Linked DNA regions of Mus musculus: region 2 is linked to region 1. The links are chromatin loops, found by intact Hi-C in ENCODE. Cell type or tissue: left cerebral cortex. All regions are shown on one strand. Each heading gives the region's core, and the rest is flanking DNA. Links, peaks and the distances in the headings are about the cores only.

Evidence for each region. A loop is a pair of places that touch in the nucleus more often than their neighbours do. Peaks named below come from ENCODE experiments on the same cell type or tissue, not always from the same donor. Only the 100,000 strongest peaks of a DNase experiment are listed, where the experiment ranks them.
Region 2: it touches region 1 in a loop (2.4-fold over the local background); 3 of 42 quality-filtered maps call a loop at or near these places.

Annotation. Positions count from the first base shown.
Region 1 is chr7:45,715,565-45,726,003 of GRCm38, reverse strand. It overlaps Sphk2 (sphingosine kinase 2), which reads left to right and starts at 8,002. Exons shown (of 7, transcript NM_203280.3): 1 at 8,002-8,303; 2 at 8,941-9,011. It overlaps Rpl18 (ribosomal protein L18), which reads right to left and starts at 7,933. Exons shown (of 6, transcript NM_009077.2): 1 at 7,865-7,933; 2 at 6,665-6,751; 3 at 6,368-6,475; 4 at 5,986-6,084; 5 at 5,517-5,710; 6 at 5,169-5,290. The coding sequence starts at 7,867. The coding sequence ends at 5,215. It overlaps Fam83e (family with sequence similarity 83, member E), which reads right to left and starts at 4,784. Exons shown (of 5, transcript NM_001033170.4): 1 at 3,350-4,784; 2 at 2,396-2,563; 3 at 2,026-2,150. The coding sequence starts at 3,823. Spaca4 (sperm acrosome associated 4) reads left to right here and starts at 188. Exons shown (of 1, transcript NM_027055.3): 1 at 188-897. The coding sequence starts at 428. The coding sequence ends at 811. In left cerebral cortex, for the core only: CTCF peaks have their summits at 3,437, 5,459 and 7,775; DNase peaks (open chromatin) are centred at 7,981 and 8,678; H3K4me3 peaks cover 2,426 bases; H3K27ac peaks cover 1,499 bases.
Region 2 is chr7:45,795,955-45,806,393 of GRCm38, reverse strand. It overlaps Lmtk3 (lemur tyrosine kinase 3), which reads right to left. Exons shown (of 15, transcript NM_001290990.2): 12 at 7,801-8,195; 13 at 5,823-5,958; 14 at 5,345-5,482; 15 at 2,250-2,762. The coding sequence ends at 2,746. Among named protein-coding and RNA genes, the nearest start is that of Cyth2, 13 kb to the left of the region's middle. In left cerebral cortex, for the core only: a CTCF peak has its summit at 4,833 (motif pointing right); DNase peaks (open chromatin) are centred at 2,093 and 4,851; H3K4me3 peaks cover 938 bases; H3K27ac peaks cover 566 bases.

The sequences.
Region 1 (10,439 bases), core at 982-8,981:
GGCCTCAGTGGGCCATCGGTAAAGTGAGGTTGCTGTGGGCGGGCCGAGCCAATGTGTCGGCGTTATGGGATTATCCTTCAAGCATCCTTACCTTGCCAGGTGAAGGTTCTTGGTTCCCTCAGCCTGTGGTGGACCAGGCTACCTCCCCTCCCCCACCCCCAGCTATCCAAGAACCCTGAGTGTCTGTGAGGTCACTGAGTTCCATGGCCCAAAGGCTTGTGAGCAGGGGTGCTGGCCCATCTCCAACCCGAGGACTGAAGAGCTTCTGAAAAGGACACGTTGTATCGGGAACCCGAAACACTCCAACTGCTGACCCCCAAGGCCAGGACGAGGGGCAGGAGGTGTTCCAGGAGGTCACACTCGGCCATCCAGGAGGTCAAGGAAGCCCCCGGCCTGGCTTGGGTGCTATCCACGCCGCCAGGCCACCATGGTCCTTGGCTGGCCACTGCTTCTGGTGTTGGTTCTTTGCCCAGGTGTGACAGGCATCAAGGACTGCGTCTTCTGTGAGCTGACTGACTCTGCTCGGTGCCCTGGCACACACATGCGCTGTGGGGATGACGAAGATTGCTTCACAGGCCACGGAGTAGCCCAGGGTGTGGGGCCCATCATCAACAAAGGCTGCGTGCACTCCACCAGCTGTGGCCGCGAGGAACCCATCAGCTACATGGGCCTCACATACAGTCTCACCACCACCTGCTGTTCTGGCCACCTTTGCAATAAGGGCACTGGCCTTTCCACAGGGGCTACCAGCCTGTCACTGGGTCTGCAGCTGCTCCTGGGCCTGTTGCTGCTGCTTCAATACTGGCTGTGACCCACAAGAACTGCAGGGCCTAGGGCTGTGCCCCGGGCTTCCGCCTTCATCCCTTTCCCCCATTAAATGGCCAGAGGTGCAGTCTACCTCCTGTGGCCCTGGCTTCCTCCATTCCAGGACCGTGGGAGGCGGGCTGGCAAAGCCCCTGGCTTGCCTTCATGTGGGGCATGGCCTGTGGCTCTCATGGCTCAGCTGTGCCCCATTGGTTCTAGGACGCACATCTTTCCACATTGACGCGGATGCTGCTTTATGTTGGTGTCACCTGAGAGTTCGTGACATGCGGTAAAAATCAATATCAGATGGGGTTTCAGAGGACTTTTTTTTTTTTTTTTTGTGAGCAGGAATGATTTTTGAGGCAGGGTTCCCTGTATGCCAGAATGGCCTCAAATTCTCTGCGCAGCTAAGGACGGCCTCCTCTGTGATCTTCTCTCTGTTGTGTGTCACCACATCCAGCTTTGAAGCACTTAGGTCATGTGTTGGCTACCCCGCTCTGTCCTCTGGCAACGCCAGGATGATAGTGTCACTCCAAAGCAGCATGTCTCAGGGATGGAGGCGGGGTCTCAAAGGGTGAACAGGACCCACAGTGTCAGTGCTGCGTGGGGACTTGTCAGAAACGCACGTTCCCACCACTGGCCACATGAACGCAGGCAGCTGTGGCCACAAATCTGCTGAGTGTGGTCTTCCGTACCCTTCCGGAATAGCGGTTCCTGGTCAGCACCTCTTCACCCTGGGTACTTGGCTGTGTCTGGAGGATTCTGGGATTGTCATGATGTTGAGAATGGGTAAGGGACACACCACTGATTATCTGCTGGGTGGAGGCAGGGATGAGGCTCAGTACGCAGAGTGGATGGGAACCCACAATAGCCTGATCCCTATCATCTCATTCTGACAGGCAGCACAGGAAAGGGGAGTAAGCTGCCTGAAGGCACACAGCTAGGAGCTGGCAGGGTTAGGATCTGAATCCAGCTATCTGGCACTCAGAGCCCAGCCTCAGCTTCCCAAGTTGGGATTCACAAGGCCACTCACCTGGCCAACAGCAGAGACAGCCCTAAGTGTTCTCTGTGGCAGAACACACCTCCTCTCCTGGATGAGTGTGTGGAACCATTGTAGAGATGAGTGCGGAGCCCAGAGACCCAGGATGCTCCCCCATCGCAACCCCTCCCCCATCATGTCGAGAGGGAGGGCTGAGCACAGGGTGTCATGAGGGGACACACCTGTAGGATCCCGAGATGACCCTGTCACCGTCCAGGAGCACGAACTTCTCCCGCACATGGCCGCTCACCTGCCGTCGCCTGCGGCTCTGGAAGGTGTGGCCCTGCACGGTCCGGATATCCAGGTTCTGGGAAAGGGCATATTCTGTGATGCCATCGATACTGTCCCAGCATCCCCAGGGCCACTGATACCAAATCTTAGATCTGAGGATAACTAGTTCTGGATCAAGGATCCAGGACACCCCCCTCCCCAACTCCCACCCTCCAGTGGCATGTGTTTCAGATCTCAGGGAACCCCAGTGACCTAGAGACCCGTGGAAATGTCCCCCTCTGTGGATTAGGGACATTTAGATGGCTCTGGCCTGGCTCCTACCTCAGTGGTCCACAGGTTCACCCCTAACTGCTGGGCTAGTGCCAGGAAGGCAGGCAGATGCTGGTGGTCAAGCAGTAAGTAGACAGGAATCCATCGGCGGGTAGCAGCATCCACCATGTCTCTGAGCAGGTCAGGGTCGGTGAAGACATCCATGACTACAGCCACCAGCTAGGGGAGAAAGGGGTAGACAAAGGATGGGGGACTGTGGCACTGGGGGTAGGATGCTGTAGAGACACAGGCTTCAAGTCCTGGCTTCTATGGGATGCTCAGGGTGGCAGGGAGACACCCACCCTGACTCTTCCCTGCAGGGAACCAGGCTGCCCTTCTAGGAGACCCGTTTCCAGCTGCTGAAAACTCATCTTTAACCCCACAGATTGTTGCCCACAGATTGTCCTTGAGAACGCCAAAGGTCCACAGCTCCAGGTTAGGGCTGGGTCCTGGTGACCAGGAAGCCTAGGCCACTAAGGTGTGCCTTGTAGGCAGACAGTTATGGTGGCATGACTCATCACCCAGGTCACTGCGAACAGTGAGCTTCAGCTGCATCTAGCCTGTTTCACCATGACCTCCACTCTTGGAAAGCTGCACATATTAACCCGTGCAGACCACCTGGCACTGGAGCCACGGAAATCCCAAGATTGCTACCTAAGGAATAGGGCATCGGAGGGGCAGGAGCGGGGCGGCTACAGGGCAGGGTAACTACCCCCAGGGCTTTCCTGGAGGAAGCTAGGTGTCTCTGATTTGGTGTGAAAGGGGCTGACTGACAAATGGTCACCACTTAGCTCCAGAAGTGTGGATACCAAATCTCAGGGAGTAAGAGGCCTCCAGGTCTGAAGGGCAAAAGATAAAGCCTGGGCTCCAGGACCAGAGGAGCACGTGTACAGCCTTGCAAATTCCAGGAGGGTATGGGGAAAAGCCTAGGTACCGGTCAAGGGGAGGGGAGGCGGGGACACCCACCTTTCGAGCAGCCTGGATTTCCTGGTGTACCAACTCTTTAATGGGTGGTTGGCCCTCGCCTGGTGGCTGGGTGTAGAGTTGCGCCCGGGTGATGCCCTTCCAGGCAGTGTCTTCAGGCCAGCCAAGCCGCAGCAGGGGTGCCGGCTCCTCAGATTGCCTCGGCCAGTAGGTCAGGCTGCCCACGTCCCCATCGGTGATGGCTGTTCCCGTGCCTGCTGCACCAGGCTCCTGGCTAGGTACTAGCCAGTCTTCAGCAGCCGTAGCCAGGGCCTGAGCCTCATCTGCACTCAGAAAGGGGGGCAACCTCTCCTGCTGCACACAGGCCCAGAAAGTCTCCTCGCCACTGCTCAGCAGGGCTTCGAGTGCCAGCCGCTGGCCCTCAGAGTACAAGACGGCAGGGCTGGCCTTCGTTAGGGCTGGCTCGCCAGCCCCCAACTCCTCTCCTTCCAGCGCGGCCAGCTGGGAGGCTGCCATTCAAACCACACAAGGCCTCCAGAGGCCAGGTCCTGGAGGGTCTAGATGGCTTTTGGAGATAGACCATCTGGGGTCCTGTGATATTATGCGGCCACCCAAAGCCCCCAGGGTAGGTCTGTAAACATCCACACAGCTCCCTGAAGGTGCCCGACTCAGTCCCTACAGACTCTCCATACCCTTACACCATGGATCTGATCACATGTGCCTGCTGACTACCTGCCAGTCAGCCATCTCCCATTTTGCCTCTGCCAAACCGCAGGACCACCTGTGACTTGGAGCTACGGCAGCTTTAGGTGGTTCTTGGCTGTTCCAGGCCTGTCAGGATGACCTGGCTGCCCTGACAGGTCTGGCCATCAGCCTAAGCATTTTCTGCTAAATGGCTGCTTGCCTGTCCTTGGTCACCCTACTGCTTGTGACCAATGGCTCGACTGCCTGCCACTTTGGCTTATCTATGGTATCTGACCCACTCTTTCCTCCCTTTCATTGCATGGAGATTAATCTCAGTAGGACAGCAGGAGAGGCAGTTTCTGAGTCTGAGTAAACTTTCTTGCCCACCACCCCAGCTCCCACAGGCTAATCTCTCTCCCAGTTCTGCCTGTCATAGGGTCAGAAAGAACCTATCCCCTGCCCCCTCCCCCAACTCCTCCCCAGACACTTGCCAGTCTCCTTCAGTGAGGATCTTCAAGGTATTGAAGTCTGAAGTCTACCTTGGCTGTGAGCCTCAAAACCAGTCCGAGATGTTAGCAGCCATGAGTACTGTCCTCCGATCGATTGAGAACCTAGCCTGGGTTTCTTGCCAACCTTAGTCTCCAAGCTGTACTCTACTTCCTGGACAGGAACTATGGACCTGTGAAGCTGAATTAGGTTCCAGCCAACTGGCACCACGCGATCCAGAAGGCCAGGCCCCCCACCTACAGACCCCAGGCTTCGGCCCGGTCTGAGGGCCAGCTCAGGAGCTTCCGACTTCCTCCTGAGCAGCTCTCCACCCAACGGGGAGCAATTGTCAGGACACAGCCCCTTGTGCAAACAGAGGGGGAGGGACTACTAGGCATCTTGCTCAGAGACTGGCCCAGGCAGGGCCTCACCTGTTCCCACGCCTTGCCCCACATCCCCCAACACCAAGGTCTTGGGAAAAGCTAATCCTAGGAGGAAACAGGTGAACACAACACCCAGCAGGCGGGGCTCGGGCACAGGCAGGGGCTGCCCAGGTGCAGGGCAGGTCCCAGAGCAGGCCCCACCCCCTTCCCCAAAAATGGGTCTGTGCTGACTTCCAATCAAATGCTGTCACCACTAGTGGCCCTCATCCCACCCTGCCCCTTTCCAACTTCATGAATGAACACAGAGGACCATCATCATCCAATGTTTTTTTTATTAACAGTTAAGATCCAGGGTTAGTTTTTGTAGCCTCTGCTGGCCCTTCGGCCTCTGGCGCGCTCAAACTTCCGGCCCTTGGAACGGACATAGGGTCTGTGGGGAAAGGAGGGAGGTTAGAGAAGTCCAGCTCATTGGCACTAGGACCTGTTCCTGTCATACTGGAAACCTTCTGAGAGCCTTCGCAATAACCACTCACCCCTCAGAAGTGGCAGAGGCCCTGGCTAGCCCAGATTTGTGACCACCCCCCACCCAAGTGAACTTGACATCCTAGTGGCCACTATGGGTAACAACTACCTGAAGCCAAAGCTCTGATACTCACTTGGTATGGCTGTGTGGGGTTCCTGGGGCCTTGCCAAAATGTCGGTACACCTCTCGGCCCTTCCGAGGACCAGACAGGAGCACAGTGCCCCGGCCCTTGGGAGACTCCAGGGCCAGCTGGTCAAAGGTGAGGATCTTACCCCCAGCCTTGAGGATGCGACTCCGGGCCCGGCTGCTCACCCGCAGTGCACACACCTGAGAAGGCACACACCAGAGGCTGTGGGGACTGTCACGGCCCACCCCCGGTAGCAGACCCTGATAAACAACTGCCACTAAAGTCTCCCCAGTGGATGGCAAGCATCCTCAATGCTTTCAGGGCAAACAGACTCCAAAGCATCATTCTGCAGTGGTGAGGGGACACAACGAAGAGCAGCTTTGATTACAGCTCCCATGGCAGGGTGCCACTGGCACATAGCAAAGCCCCCTAATTGACTGGAGACATGTCCCTTTGGCCCATGCTGGTCACTTACCTTCAGCTTGGGAACTTCCAGAATCCGCACATCATCTGTGACCGTCCCCACAACCACGGCAGTCTTGTTCTCGCGGCCAGGAAGCTTCATCTTTCGGATCTGATGGGGGCAAGCATGTTAAGTCTTTCTGTGCCAAGCTGTCACCGGGAAGACCAAACAGCCAAGACCTCCACTGGCTGAGGCCGACCTCCCCCCAGTGACAGGGCCCCAAGAGCTTGCCAGCTATGACTGATTGTTGAAATCTTTCTTTCCAACCCCAGAAGTGACCCAGGTCAGAGAAATCCCCAGGTAGAAAAAGACCAAAGCACAGAGGCCCGCATCCTCTGCTGGCCTTACCCCACCGCCCCCAAACATGTGAAGCGCCCTCTGGCTGACTACTAACCATGCGGGACAGGGACAGAGGTGGCCGGTTGGTTCGGCTCATGAACAACCTCTTCAGCACAACCTGATTGAAGGTGGAGTTGGTCCGTCTGGCCAGAAACCTGTACAGCTGCAAGGGAAAGGAAAAGATTGAGCATGGGACTGCCTGCGCCACCCCCAAGCCAGGACCCTTCCACAGCTCTCCCATCCCGCTCAACTCCTGGTGATGTGGGGGGTTGGGGCACTGTGTCCAGGCTCCCCCCTCTCCCCACCCCACTCACTTTGGGAGCTGTAAGATGGCGTAGCACCCCGGGCTTACCTTGACAAGCAGCCGCAGGTAGATGTCCTGGCTCTTGGGCTCCTTGCGCCGAACCTTTCGGTCCTTGTTGTGGCGAATGTCAACACCCTGAGGGAGGTGAACCACCATAGAGCCAATTGTCAGAACCACTGCCCTATATCTTTGATGATATCTATACCTGTTCGTACCTGTAACTTTTAGGCTACTTAGTCGACAATTCAAACCTCAAAGGATTCAAACTAGAGGAAGAAGACATGTCCCACCCCTGACAAGTTCACTTAACACACACAAGTGATGTTTTTGTCTCGGCTTGGGACCATTCCTCCCAGAGTCCAGAAACTCATTGAAACACTGTCTCGGTGTAAAAACTGAGCTGCACAAGACAAGCGGCTGCTGGCTCAGAGTCCCTTAGAGCTCAGCTCTTGCTTAGCATGTGAAGGCCCTGGTTCTGGGCCCAGTATGGATGAGAGTTCAGATCCCTGTAAAGATGTTAGCTTTTATTTATGTTCTCAAAACTAGCTCCCAATCTGAAAAACAGTCAAAAAGAAGCCAACAGTACATTCTAGACGTGGAGACGTGTTTGTGACAAAGCCTTACACTACGTCCTTCAAATCAACCCTAGAAAGACCAAGTGCTCGGGTTAATTTTATCCCCCACTCGTTTTCCAAGCTGTTAGCATCCTGAAGTAGTTACTGATACTAACAGCGGTTTCATTGCACCTTCAAGGCTCTTCATAAACGTCTTCCCAACATACAAGGCAGGGACAGGATTACTACACACCAAACACACTAGGAGCAGTGTTCCGGGAAGGACTGACGTACGCTTGTCCCCAAACCCGGCAACGTGTAGTGGCTCCGCTCATCGTAGCACTCAACTTCCCAATGGCAAGTTAAGAAACAGGGACACTGGGAGCAGCGGTCCCGCTTGGAAACGCAGCACTCGAAAGATTGGTGCGAGGGAGCGGCCGTGGGCTCGAGGCCGGACTGGACTCACTGGGAGCTGCAATCAGCCTGGCTCATGGAGCCAAACTTTGTAAGGAAGACGACGAGCCTCGGGAGGCTCCCGGGACCGGCCACCGGCTCCGGCAAGTTCTGATCGAAGGCCCTAGCCTGTCCCGCAGTTCCCCTTGGCACCGCCTGCACCCCTCCGTCGCGCTACGAGCGGGACTTGCTGAGGATGGCAGCGGATGGGCCACTCGGGGAGACCGCTCAGCGAGCTTACCATGATGGCGCCTCCTGCTCGGCCAGGTCCGGAAAGACGGAACCGCGCCGGAGTGGGCGGGGAAAGAGCGGCCTGCGAGACGCACTCGTGACGCAATGCGGGACACTCTATCCGGAACTGGCGTCTCTGTGGTGCACGGGTGACGTCACATGAGCGCGACGCGGAGCTCTACCACAATTTGGGTTTCTCGATGGTATGTGGGAGGACCGAGTAAACCGAGGCTTCCAGAACCAAAGAGAAGTCAGCCTGAGGAAAGGGCTGGGACCCGGAGCCTCTCTGGCCTTTCCCCGTCCCTGCTCTAACACTCTCCAGGGGTAAAGGGACCGGAGAATCAGAGACATGATCGGAGCTTGCTGGACGAGTCGCGTGGTGACTCTCTGGCCGCACGCCGACCGCTTCTCGGTGGCTCGCGGAGGACCCGGTGGGCTGTGTGTCGGAGGTGAGGCTTATCCCGCCCTGAAGAAAAAGCTCATCTCACACTTCCTTAAATTCTCGGCTGCCTTTTCCTTATGCTCAACTTACTAAACAGAACTGAAGTTCAGGAAATCCTACTAGATCTCTCACCCGAGACTTTCTTGCTGCTATTCAACCCATAATACCTTATTATTATTATTATTTAATATTTTGTGTTGAGCTTTTCCCCCTGCCCTTAAAGATGACCTCTTCTCGGATCTCTCCTTTGTTTTCGTCCTTAGGGACAGCCCTTTTTTTTTTCCCCCTTCCTAAACCAGACTGGTTGAACTGGCCCAACATTTTCGATGTACATATTGATGTGCAGAGAAGGCACGCAGAACTCCCGGTTTGGAAAGCGGGTAGATAACAAGCTCCAGAGAGACTGAAATAGAGACCATGACGGTGGTTGGAGGTGTGGAGGCCCGAGGGTGAGAAGGAAAAATGGTGAGGGAACCCCGGGCAGAAGGAGAGACAAAGATACAAAACTGAACAGTTGGCACCTCACCATTTAGTAAGCTAGTTCTAGTGCCAGCTCTGTCCCCCACTCACCCCCCCCCCCGCCCCTTAAGTCAAGGTTTCACAAAGTTGCCCCAGCTGGCTTTGACTCACTCTTCCTGCTTCAGCCTCCGAAGTAGCTGGGATCACCGTCTTTCAACACTTGGCCTGGCTCTGCCATTTAAAGTTGTGATCTTGGGTAAGTGATTTTCTGTTTTGCTTTTTTTTCCTTGTTTGGAAAAAGAGAGTGATGAAAAAGACTCCCTTTTAGGGTGTCTTCCCTGAAAGTGTCTTCACTCTTTTGGTATGGAGTACCTGAACTTGGGTAGTACAAGACAGGCCAGCTGGATGAGAGAAGCAGGCTCTGGGATACTGAGCCTGCAATGTGCCCTCCTCTTCAGAACCCCAACCTGGCCCTGCACAGGGAGTTAGCAAGACTCTTTACGAAAACCGCCTATACATACATGGCCTCCAGTTTGGGGCTCAAGCCCTGCTGTGACAGCAGAGGCCTGGGTGCCCACTGGACACCTAAATCCAAGGGGCAATGGAACCAGGTAAGGCTCTAGCTACAGAATAGGTTCTCAACCTGTGGGTCTGGGCCCTTTCACAGGGTCGTATATCAGCTATCCTGTATACCACATATTTACAGTTTGTAACAGTAGCAAAATTACAGTTATAGCAATGAAATGTTTGGGGATCACCACAACATAAGGAACTATATTAAAGGGTCCCAGCATCGTGAATGTTGAGAAGCACTGGTCTGAAGTCTGTGGTTGTCATACCAGGGGTGATAATGTCTGTCAGGGCCCTTCTGCCGCTGGCCCCAGACTTCCCCTGGGGGCAGGGTGAGCAGTCCTTTTCTCTCAGCTGGGCTTCTGAGGGCTCCGCAGGGCGAGGTCACTCAGTTTGGGTGAGTTAGCGTTTCCCCTTTCCTGTTCCCGTTTCAGCCTCTTTGGTCAGGGTTTTCGCGGCGCTCTGGCTGTATCCCGGGTTCTGCATCTCCCTGAGCTCCACCTCTTGGCATGTTATCTGGGGCGAATGCTGCTGTGGATGCGATGCAAGGGGTATTTGGCAATAAGCAGACTCCCTCCTCCTCTTATTTTTTGCCTAAGAAGTTTTGTCCCTGCCTTAACAGAGTGTAGGTTAGTGTGAGCACGCTTTGTCCAGCGTGTGAGAGGTACATTTAGACCAGCGTGTGAGAGGTACATTTAGACACCAGTGTTTGTGCGCACACACCCATACACCCGATTGTGTCTCCTGCCGCCCTTTCCTTGCCTGTCTCTGTCCACCTCTTTTTTTCCTGGCCCTCAGTTCCTTCCCAGCTCTGGGTTTCCAATGCTTTCCCTTACCTATGCTGCTTTCTGGGGCTGTCTTGTCACATGGTGGTTTCCTGGGATGTTAATCTCATTCTTCCTCCAGGAAGGCTGTCGTCCAAATCAGTTTGTAAGTCCATGAGCCTCCCGAGCCTGGTTCATTCCAGAATGGTCTCCACCTGTGTCGATCATTTTCTGGGGTTTGTTTGACACAAGGTGTCACGCGACTGGCTCTAAGAGCAGAGGCAGCTCTAGCACTTCCTGATGCTTGTGCCTCAGCCTCCCTAGTTTTTAAGATTACAGGACACCATCAC
Region 2 (10,439 bases), core at 1,119-9,118, 80 kb before region 1:
AAGACAAGAGGGCAAAGGAAAACCTTAGTAGTAGGGCTTCTCACCCCAGGATCATTGCCTGACAACTGGTGACTACCATCAGCCCAGGTAAGATGGTGACTGGTGTGGCTAAGGGAGGCAAGAACAGGTTACGCAGGCCTGCCTATGAGAAGCCAAGGTGAGGCAGTGTGTCTAAGTGAAGTGGTTGTGGTGATCTGAGAGTGAGTAGCGGCGAAGGTGGGAAGGGAGGGGGAGGTCTGCAGTCCTGGGGGACCCAGTGACTAAAGGAGGAGGGAGTGGAGGAGCCACCACTGGGGGCCCAGGGCTGTGATGATCAGCACACTTGATTGCGGATCTCAAGGGAACGTTGGCCACACTAGGCTGCAGGTGCTTGTGTCACTGCAAATTGCTTTAAGCTGACCTTCAAGCCAAGTGTCAGGGGAGGGGGACTCATTTCAATCCATGTGCTAGGTGAGGAAGAATTAAGGTGTTCAAAGCCAGATTGAGATATGTGAAACCATGCCCTTCCCGGTACCCACCAACATACCCACACACATAAAAAGTTCCCAAAGTGGGTGTTTGGACAGAAGGCCACAGAGGGTGCCATGTGGGGATGAATGCAGAGTGGGGCAAAGCACAGACAAGCCAACGGAGTGCCAACGGTTACCTGAAGCCAGGCTTGCAAAACACGGAAGAGATTTTTCCAAATACTGATGTCGGTGGTCTTGGTCTTGTAGCCTCCACAATTGTGAAGCAGTAAGTTTCTGTGGTTGAAGATAACTGAATATGAGTTTGTGGGGTGAGGGCTGGTACGATAGTATACCCTCCTTCAGACCAGGGGTCCTGATCCCAGGTTCCTCCCTCAGATGCAGCAGTTCTGGCCCCAGCCCTCCTCCCTGGGGATTAGACCTTTAACTTTGCTCCCTGCAACTGGGTAGGACATTAGCATCTCAGACTTTGGATTGGCCTGGCTCTCACCCTCTTCACTCAGACTGAGGCATGAATGTCCTGTCCCTCCCTCATAATCCACCAGTTCAGGCCACAGCCTTCTCTCCTCAGACCTAAAAATCCTGGCCCTTGCTAGGTGTGGTGATGCCTTTAATCCCAGCATTCAGGAGGCAAAGGCAGGCTAATCAGTCTCTGTGAATTAGAGGCCAGCCTGGTCTACACAGTGGTTACAGGACAGCCAGGGCCACAGACAGATCTTGTCTCAAACACACAGATACACAGAGTGAGACAGGTAGACAGCACAGGTCCTAGCCCACCTCTCTTGACTTGGCATTAGGTCTCTAACTCTCATTCTTTGAACTAGGATGCCAAGATCCAGCCCACTCTACTACCATGATTCCCTCCCCAACCTGGGCAGACCTGCCTCTCAATCATGTCGCCGCTTGCCAGGCAGCAATCCAATCCTATGATGGGGAAGGAAAACCCTACTGTAGGGGTTTCCTGTGACACCTTCCACCCTGTGTCCTGTCACCCCTATATACCATCCTGCTTAAACCCACCCCTTGCTTTGGCTCTCTTCCACAATGTAAATTCACTCCCTTCATGTAAATTCTGATCCCCAAGTGTAGAGGATGAGGGACCCAAGTCCAGAGACACCAACAGCCTAGCCACTGAGAAGCTAAGGACCAGGCAGCCACGGGAGGGAGGGAGGGGACAGGGACAAGACCCAAATATAACTAAGGCAGAGAGAAGCACGGGGAGATGCATGGGAGAACACAGACACAGGAAGAAACCAGAGCAGCAGTCCTAGGTCACTGCGAGGAAGACTGGACAAAGACAAGCAGTCGGGCAGATGAAGAACAACTGGCAAGGGCCAGGGCTGGGGGTGAGGGTGTGCATGCATGATCATATAGACAGTATTTGTGTGCCGGCCCAGAAGCTGGGCAGTAACAGAGAAATGAGTGGATGGAGCCGGCCAGTGCGGGCAGGCAGGCCAGGCAGTGGCTGGCAGGTGACTCCGCCGAGTTTCAGCAGATCAGTTCTGAGTCTCTTCCCACCACCTGGTCTGGCCCTGTGATAGCTTTCAGACCCTGCAGGAACATGATTACCAAAACTGCCTGGTCCCAAGCCATCATCACTGACTCCTCATGGAACAGAGAAGGGTAAGTCAGGGCTGCCACCAATGCGCTGGAAGGGAGGCCAGCAAGCTCCACTGTTGCGTGGGCGCCTTGCCTCAGGGCCATAAGGAAAGGACAGGGACTTTCATGCAGTGTCTACTCCTGGCACCTCCCTCCCACCTCCCCAAATACACACAGGCCCCATTTTCCTCCAAAAGTTGTTTTTGTCTTTTTTTTTTAAATAATGTGAAAATGTCACGCGAAGGTTTGAATCAGAGGCCCCCTCCAGGGGCCAGGCTTGGGGGAAGGGGAGACGCAAGATGGGGGGGGGGGGCCAGGTTCCTGAAGCCAGTGGCCCTCATGGGGCCAGGAGAGACCTCTGCTGTGCCAGGGGGCTCTGGGCCCAAAAGAGTTCGGTTCAGTTCAGTTCCAAGACGTGTGGCTGTCCAGCGATGGGGCTTCCTGCCTCATGTGGCTCCAAGGGGGTCGGGGGGGTCAGGGGGATCAGGGGACTCATCTGGGGGGCTGGGTGGAGGGCCTGGGCCTCCTGTTTGGCACATGGTGGAGGAGAGGGAGGGCCCAGCCTCAGGCACCTCCCCAGAGGCTGTGTCAGTGTCAGGGGCAATGGCTCCATCGTCCACACAAGATTCTGCTCGCAAGCCCTCTTCTTGGGATGCAAAGGGGCTGGGTCTTTGGGGAGTCAGTTCTCCACGGGGCCTGAGAACAGAGAGTAGAGAAAGGATGGGAATCAGGGGAGACAGAGTCAGGGGAGACAGGCTTATGGTTTCCAACTCAAGGCAAAGGCCCAGGAAGCGGCACCATCCTATCCTCTCTGTCCTCATCCAGCCCTCTGCTCCAGGCACACTGCCCTCAAATGTTCCAGATACCGTTCTACTTCAGGGGCTTTTTGCATCTGCTGTTCCTAGTGTCTAAAATGCTCTTCCTAAGTGGTTCAGGCCCCCTCTTTTGAGGCCTTCCACAACCATTCTGGGTCCCCTGTCACCCTCAGACATCCTGGGTTATCACTTGCTTCCTCTCTTTTTTTCTCAGGTGTTCCTCTCGGGTACTGAGTATTTATTAAGTATAAGTTATTGTGGAAGAGCCCGGCGACTGCTCGCACCTTTATTGCATAGGCGGAATATGGGGCCTGTACCTAGGCCTGTGTCACACAGTGTCTTCACCAACAAATTGAGTGTGTGTGAGTGTGTGTCCCAGCAGCCACACATCACAGCCTGATTCATCCTCTGGACCTAGAGCACCAAGGCCCGTGGGGTGAGGGGTCCACCCTCCCCTGTTTACATTTCTGTGCTGACAGCCCAGGTCTGGCTACACAGAGGCACCAGAGCCCACTGCCCTTCTTGAGTGGAAAATGAGGTCCACTCCTTTTCAAAGTACACAGGATGAGTTCCTCACTCAGGACCTGGTGTCAAATAGAGGGTATGAGAGTGCCAAGGGGGCACTCACTGTGGTCTGGGGAGACAAACGTGTGTAAGTTTCCCCACCCATGCCCAGCGGGAGTATCTGTGTGAGTAGGCAAGGATTTGGGACTTCATACCACTGGGCCCTCCGTCTCCACTCCTGGTGACTAAGCGTGAGGTCACCTTGCTAGCAGCCTTGATCCTGACTCACTATCTAGCTGATGTCCCCACACCCTAGACCCACCCTGCCCTGTGCTCACAGGGGTCCTGAGATGGAGGTGTCAGGAAGTAACATTTGAGGTTAGATGGGGATGTAGTCCCAATCCTGTCTCTACCGCCCCTCCTCTGCCCCTGCCTTGCCCCTCCTCTCTTCTTGCGCTTAGTTCACAAACCTCTCCGGCTTAGCCTCTCCTCAAGCACCCAGCCTCTATTTGCTTCCATTCCCAGGCCCCAGGCCCTTCCCTGCTTACTGGCCTTCATGGTTCCCTAGGACCCTGTAGGCAAAGCTCTCCTAAATTTGTTATTATTTATTTACTAATTATTACTATTAGTAAATAGTATAGTATTGTATATTTTGGTTTTTCAAGACAGAGTTTCTCTGTGTAGCCCTGGCTGTACTGGAACTTGCTCTGTAGACCAGGCTGGCCTTGAACTCACAGATCTACCTGCCTCTGCCTCCCAAGTGGTGTTCACAATGCCCGGCCCCCAAGTCCTTTATAACTTGACCCATTTACTTAGCCGCGGCCCAACTCTGAACCCTGAGGAGCACCAGGCCTGTCTTCTGTTCTTGAACTAGCTAAACTCTTCTGCCTCCAGCCGTTGTGCAAGCTGTTCACACACCATCACAGGAGCTCCAGGCTGCATGATCGTGTGTGCGAGTGTGTGTGAGAGTGTGTGTGAGTGAGTTGAGTGTGAGCGTGTGTGTGTGTGAGTGTGTGTATGTGCGTGTGTGTGTGGTGTGTGTGTGTGTGACTGTGTGTGTGCGAGTGTGTGAGTGTATGACTGCGTGTGCGTGAGTGTGTGTGTGCGTGTGTGTGAGTGTGAGTGTGTGTGCGTGTGTGTGAGTGTGTGCGTGTGTGTGTGTGTGTGACTCTGTGTGTGTGTGTGTGTGTGTGTGTGTGTGTGTGTGTAGGGGGGATTATGCCACTTATACCCTCATAACACTCAGGATCAGGATCCATTCTCATTCCCATTCTACAGATGAGGATGCTAAGGCAGAAAGGGACACTGACTGGCCAACGTCACACAACTGAAAAAAGGCAGGGTTAATCCTGAAACTCAGAGGATCTGGGGAACTAACAGCTCCTTCCCCACATCCTGGGCGTTCAGCATGGTGGCCAGCAGGGGGCAGGAGAGAACTGATTTTCCATCTGCACAAGGACCCAATAGACGCGTACCACGAGAGGGCAGCACCCAGGGCCAGCAGCCGGGCCGGAATTATGGCTCTATGCTCCTTTCTAAGTGCCTCAGTTCTTTCCGTAAAAACCGTGGGACTAAAATCCACTGCAAGGATCGCAGTGAAATTGAGCGAGTAGCAATGTGTCAGGTCACTGTGAGCTCGCTGCTGTGATTCCTGTTCTCTGGGTGTCTGCCATATCCCCTGGCTTTAAGTGCCCTTGGAGAGGATATGGAGATCCACCAAGGTATCCGAGCTCAGAAATGGGAAAGATGGACAAGGGAGTGTGTACTTAAGGATCCTTGAAGAAGCAACTGAGGGTCAGAGACCGGTGTAACTGTCCAAGGCTGTGAATGGGAACCAACTGGTCTTAGCTGAGAGATGTCAATGTGACTGAGTGGGTGAATGGAAGAGAGAGAGAGAAGCGAGGTAAGGGAGGGCAGGTTGGGGAGGGGTGGGATAGGGTCCTGCTGGAAGCACTGTACCTGCGGGCCGGGCGTCGGGAGCCCGGGCGGGAGGCCCCGGGGTCTCCAGTGCAGGTGAGACGGAGAAGCGGGAGAAGCACAGGGGGGGGCCTGGCGGGGGGAGGAGGGGGAAATCCTCCGCCCACTCGAAACTGCCGCCTAGGGAGAAAGTGAACTAGACTTATACACCAGCTTAGCAGACCAGCACAAGGCCGCCTTTAGCCCTACCCTCCAGCAAGGCTCCATCCCTCCTCCCACTTCAGATACCTTTCCGCCCCCACCCGCCTCAACCAGCCCTTGCCTTCCTGAGCTCCGCCCAGGCCCCTCGGTACAGCTCCAGCCTACAAAGAGTGGATGGGTTCCTAGATTCAATCCTTCTCTTCCAGGTCACCCTTAGCCCTGCCCTTCCCACATGACACGCCCATTGCATAATAAGGCCACTCCCTCCACTCCCAAGCCCCGCCCTCCCGCAGCCCAAATCTTGGGTTCCGCCCCTCACCAAAGCCGCTGTCGCTGTTGGGAAACCCATCTCCTGGGGTGGTGGGGTGGGGAGGCGTCGGGGGCGCTGGGGGAGTTGATGGCTCCGTGTCCCCCTCGGGGGTGCCCTGGACGCTCAACTCGTTGGTTGGAGTCTCCTGTGAAAACAAGAGAAAAAGAATAGGAAACGTATTGTCACACCCAACCACGGCATCTCAATAATTAAATAAAACCCAACGATATTGCTGGGGCTTTCAGTACCCCATTTTGTAATTGCTGATGTATTGTATGGAGAAGTTAATGGAACTTTCATCTGCCTTCAAAAGTTCCTACAAGCTCTAATCTCACCCTGGTCTTTGTTCCTTACCTAACTATAAAGCCCCACCCAGCTCAGGAATTCCTAAATTCAGCGAGCAAGACGCTGTTCTAAACCCCGCAGCACCACCTCCAAGATCTTGGCGGCAGAGATCCAAACCTATGTCTTGGAGCTAACAGCCTGGTCCTGTAGCCTCCCAACCTCTAACTCCAGCCACGCACCAAGGGACAATTATCCCAGTCCCACTCAAACTCTCAAAGTCCCACCTTGAGTCTGGCAAGGTGGGGACCCCCTTAATTCCAGCGCTCAGGAGACAGGGTCAGGTGGGTCTCTTAAGTTTGAGACCAGCCTGGTGTACAAAGTGAGTTCCAGGACAGTTAGGGTTATACAGAGAAACCAAGATGCACATGGGTCTCCGAGTTCTAGGCCACCCTTCTCTACAAAGTTCCAGGACAGCCAGAGCTATACAAAGAAATCCTGTCTCAAACAAACAAACAAAATTGAAAAGTCCCATTTGGGCCAGGCAGTGGTAGCGCACGCCTTTAATCCCAGCATTTGGGAGGCAGAGGCAGGCGGATTTCTGAGTTCGAGGCCAGCCTGGTCTACAAAGTGAGTTCCAGGATAGCCAGGGCTATACAGAGAAACCCTGTCTCAAAAAAAAAAAAAAAAAAAAAGTCCCATCCCATTTTGGAATCCTTTGGTCTCATGACTCTGAACACTGCACCTGACCCTGTTTTCAACTATCTCACAACCTGGCCTCAAACAGTCTCACCCCAGGTTTACATAGCAAGGCTCAGGCAATAAACCTCTTTTTTTTTTTTTAAATATGGGGATTTCAGGTCCAGATGACTTTGGTAAGTTGATTATTTGTCTGTTTGAGACAGAGTTTCGGTATGTAGCTCTAGCTGCCCTGAACTATTCAGATTACATTAATTATAGATTGTCTCGACTCTGCCTCCTGAGAGCAAAGATTACTGATCTAGGCGACCAAGCCAAACTCACTCCATATTAAAGCTCCACGTGATGAGATCCGCCCCACTTAAAGCCCAGCCCCGGGAGGCTGGAGATGCTTAGAGGCTAAGGTGTAGGCCTTTTCCTGCCTACCAGAGTTTGCTGCCCAGCACCCACATCAAACACCTCCCTCCACCCACTGACAGGGCCACGCAAAGCTTTTGAAGCTTATTGGGGACACCCCCACTCAAGAATATACATAGGCACATATTAGAGTCAACTCCACAAGATTGTTGTCGATAAAACCAGGCCCCAAAGCACTAGGTTTCGCCCTCAGCAGACCCAGGCTCTGCAACCATTCTCTTGAGTAGTCTCTAATTTTATTCCTAGCCTGTCTAGGCTTCTTCTACCTGACAGCCTTCTAAACCCACCAACACTCCTCGGGTCTCTCCTTGATTTCCCGGCCCTTTCGTAGCAAAAGCCCCTATCCCATTCCTGGTTCTACTCCTGCTATGCCCGTTCACCCCGTCCAGTGCCCCCCACCCCCACCCCGGCCGCTGCCCCAGGCCCCGCCCACTTGCCGCCACTTCCTTCCAGGCTCCACCCACTGAGCCGGCTACCCAGGGCACTAGAACACGTAAATCCCTCTGGGCCCGCCCCCTTCACCTGGACCACCCGGAGGTCCATCTCCCTGCAGTCCGGGTGCTACGTGCACTAAGTGTAGCCCCCTCACCTGGTCGAAGAGGTAGACGGTCACGTCCCCGTGGAAGGAGACCATCTTGCGCTTCCTCTCCAGCTCGCTGTCCTCTGGCTCGTCGGCCGCGCGTGGAGACTTGAGCAGCCCCCGCAGCGGGCGGACCGTGTCCCCGTCGGCGCTGCTCACCACGACGGGCACTGGGGCTTCCCGCGTCCTCCCGGGATCCCGAGAGCCCGCTGCCTCCTCGTCCTCCTCGTCCTCGTCCTCGTCCTCCCCGTCCTCCTCCGCTGGCCCCGGCGCCCCCGCCCCGCCGGCCTCCCCGCCAGCTGCCCCTGCGTCCGCGCCCTCCCAAGGTGGCCGCCGCGGGCCCGGGCCCGGGAACGGCGTGAGCGTGAGCGGTGGGAGCGCCAGCGAGAGCCGGGAGAGTTTGGCTGCAAGGGGAGAAGACAGGTGAGCTCCAGCCCCGCACACAGCCTGACACAGAGTCAGGCTCTGCCCACAGCTGTATGCTGGGGGGCTCCTGAGGCCTTTCTGTGCGCACAGTGGGAGAGACCCCTCCCCACTGCAATGCATGCTCTCAGCACCCAGAGCAACAAGCTTCTTCCACAGCACCGCGCCCCGCTGTTCTCTCCATTCTGAGCCCGCCGCATTCAGGACTCTCTATTTTTGCCCCCTAACTCAACATTTATATATGCCATTCCCTCTGCCTGGAACCGAGTCCTTCACGTTCTCCAGCTCGGGGGGTGGGGGGAGCCCCAAATCTGAGCCACCTCTAAGAGCCAGTCACACACGCTCTGGCCACACCCCTCCTGCCAAGGGCAGCAGCAGTTCAGCCCTGGTCAGTGTGCCTGGCCTCGGAACACAACCGGCCCTCACGCAGCTTTAGGTCTGTGCTCACAATCCCTGGGGCTAATGAACCAGTGTCCCCTGCAGAAGGGGCGTTTCCTAGCCACTTTCTCTGTCCCCAAGGCCACTTTCCTTCCAGTCCCACCCCACTGTTTCACTGTGTCCCTCAACAAGCACAACCACCTCTCTGGGCCACTGTTCCTCCCGGGCAAATGAAAAGGGCCACTCCTTCCTTCATCGGGTAAGTAAACCACTGCAGGCACTATGGAAGGTGGCAGACAGTAGGGGACAGAGAAGGATGGTGTAGGTGAGATGCACCATCTAGTGCCCACCTCCACCCTCCCCTGCCATCCACTAGCTCCTCGTTCTGTCCCTCACTGCTGCTCAGGAGGTGGTGGGATTAGGAGCACAGCAGGCTCCCTGCTGTCAAGACAGAGGATTCTCACAGTAGGATGCAAAGATAGTCTCTAGTACCGGGAAGGCTTCCTGGGGAGGGAAGGTTTGGGTGGGATTTTAACAGATGAATGGCAGCTCCCTGGGTGGGAAACCTAAGCCATCTCTAGCCTCTTTTCAGCCAGTAGCCCTAAGCCAACCCAGACTCTCTGAAGCATTTGAGTTCTCCCAGGGGTGTCACGTGACCCCCGTATCTTCCTACACACCTGGGTGGGGTGCCACTGCAGAAGAGATATGGGGCAGTATACTCCACAGTGTTTGAGGTACTCAGGAGGACACCACCTCACCGTGGGACTCACCTTTCTGCTCTCAGCGGCTCCTCACTCTGTGCTACCCTAATACTTGCCTACTAGAGGGGGTCAGGGCAACGCCCCTTGGGGTCCAGCCATGGACAACCCATGGCTTGACACATTGGAGAGACCTCTTAGTTTATTGCCTCCTTTAAATTTTTTTCAATTAAAATTTTGTTATTTATTTATGTATTTGGGGGTGGGGGGGGTGGGGGAAGGACAGTTTCTCTGTATAGCCCTGGATGTCCTGAAACTCAAGAGATCAGCCTGCTTCTGCCTCCAGATGCTGGGATCAAAGGTGTGCGTTACCACGCCCAGCCTTTTAATTAAAAACTTTAAATTTTGTTCACTTATGACTGTGTGTATGTATTTATGTATGTGTATAGGCACACATGTACCACAGTATGTATGTAGTGGTCAGGTAACAACTTATGGGACTCAGTTCTTTTCCTCCTCCAGGTAGGCCCTGGGTATTAAACTCAGAAGGCATCAGGTGACAAGAGACTTTACCAGCTGAGCCATCTTGCCTGCCTTCAAAAATGCATGTGTGCGTGCGTGCGTGTGTGTGTGTGTGTGTGTGTGTGTATGTGTGTGTGTGTGTGTGTCTGTGTGTGTGTGTGAGTGTGTGTGCAGAGGGCAGAGGACAACCTCACATATCCTCCACACCATCCACCTCTTTTGAGAATGGGTCACTCACGCTTGGTCTTGAGTAGCTGGGCAGTGGGTTTCAGGGACCCTCATGTCTCCCCGCCCAGGCACTGGGGTTACAAGCTCATCACCACTCCTGGCTCTATGGCTTTAGTTAGGATTGAGTCCTCACATTTGCTTTACCTATTGACCCGTCTCCCCAGCCCTTCTGTTGTCTGAGACTGGGTCTTACTACTGTATCTTATCGTTGTTGGCCTGGAACTTGATATGTAGCCCAGGCTGAACTTCTAAGTCATGGCTACCTTTTTGCTTCACTCTCCCAAGGACTGTCTTAGAGACCATGTGGCACACTTATGGTTACTCTCAGCTTCTTAGAGCCCTCACATGGCCCTGATCGGCAGCACCAGACCTCTCTGAGATGGCTACAACCATCCAAAC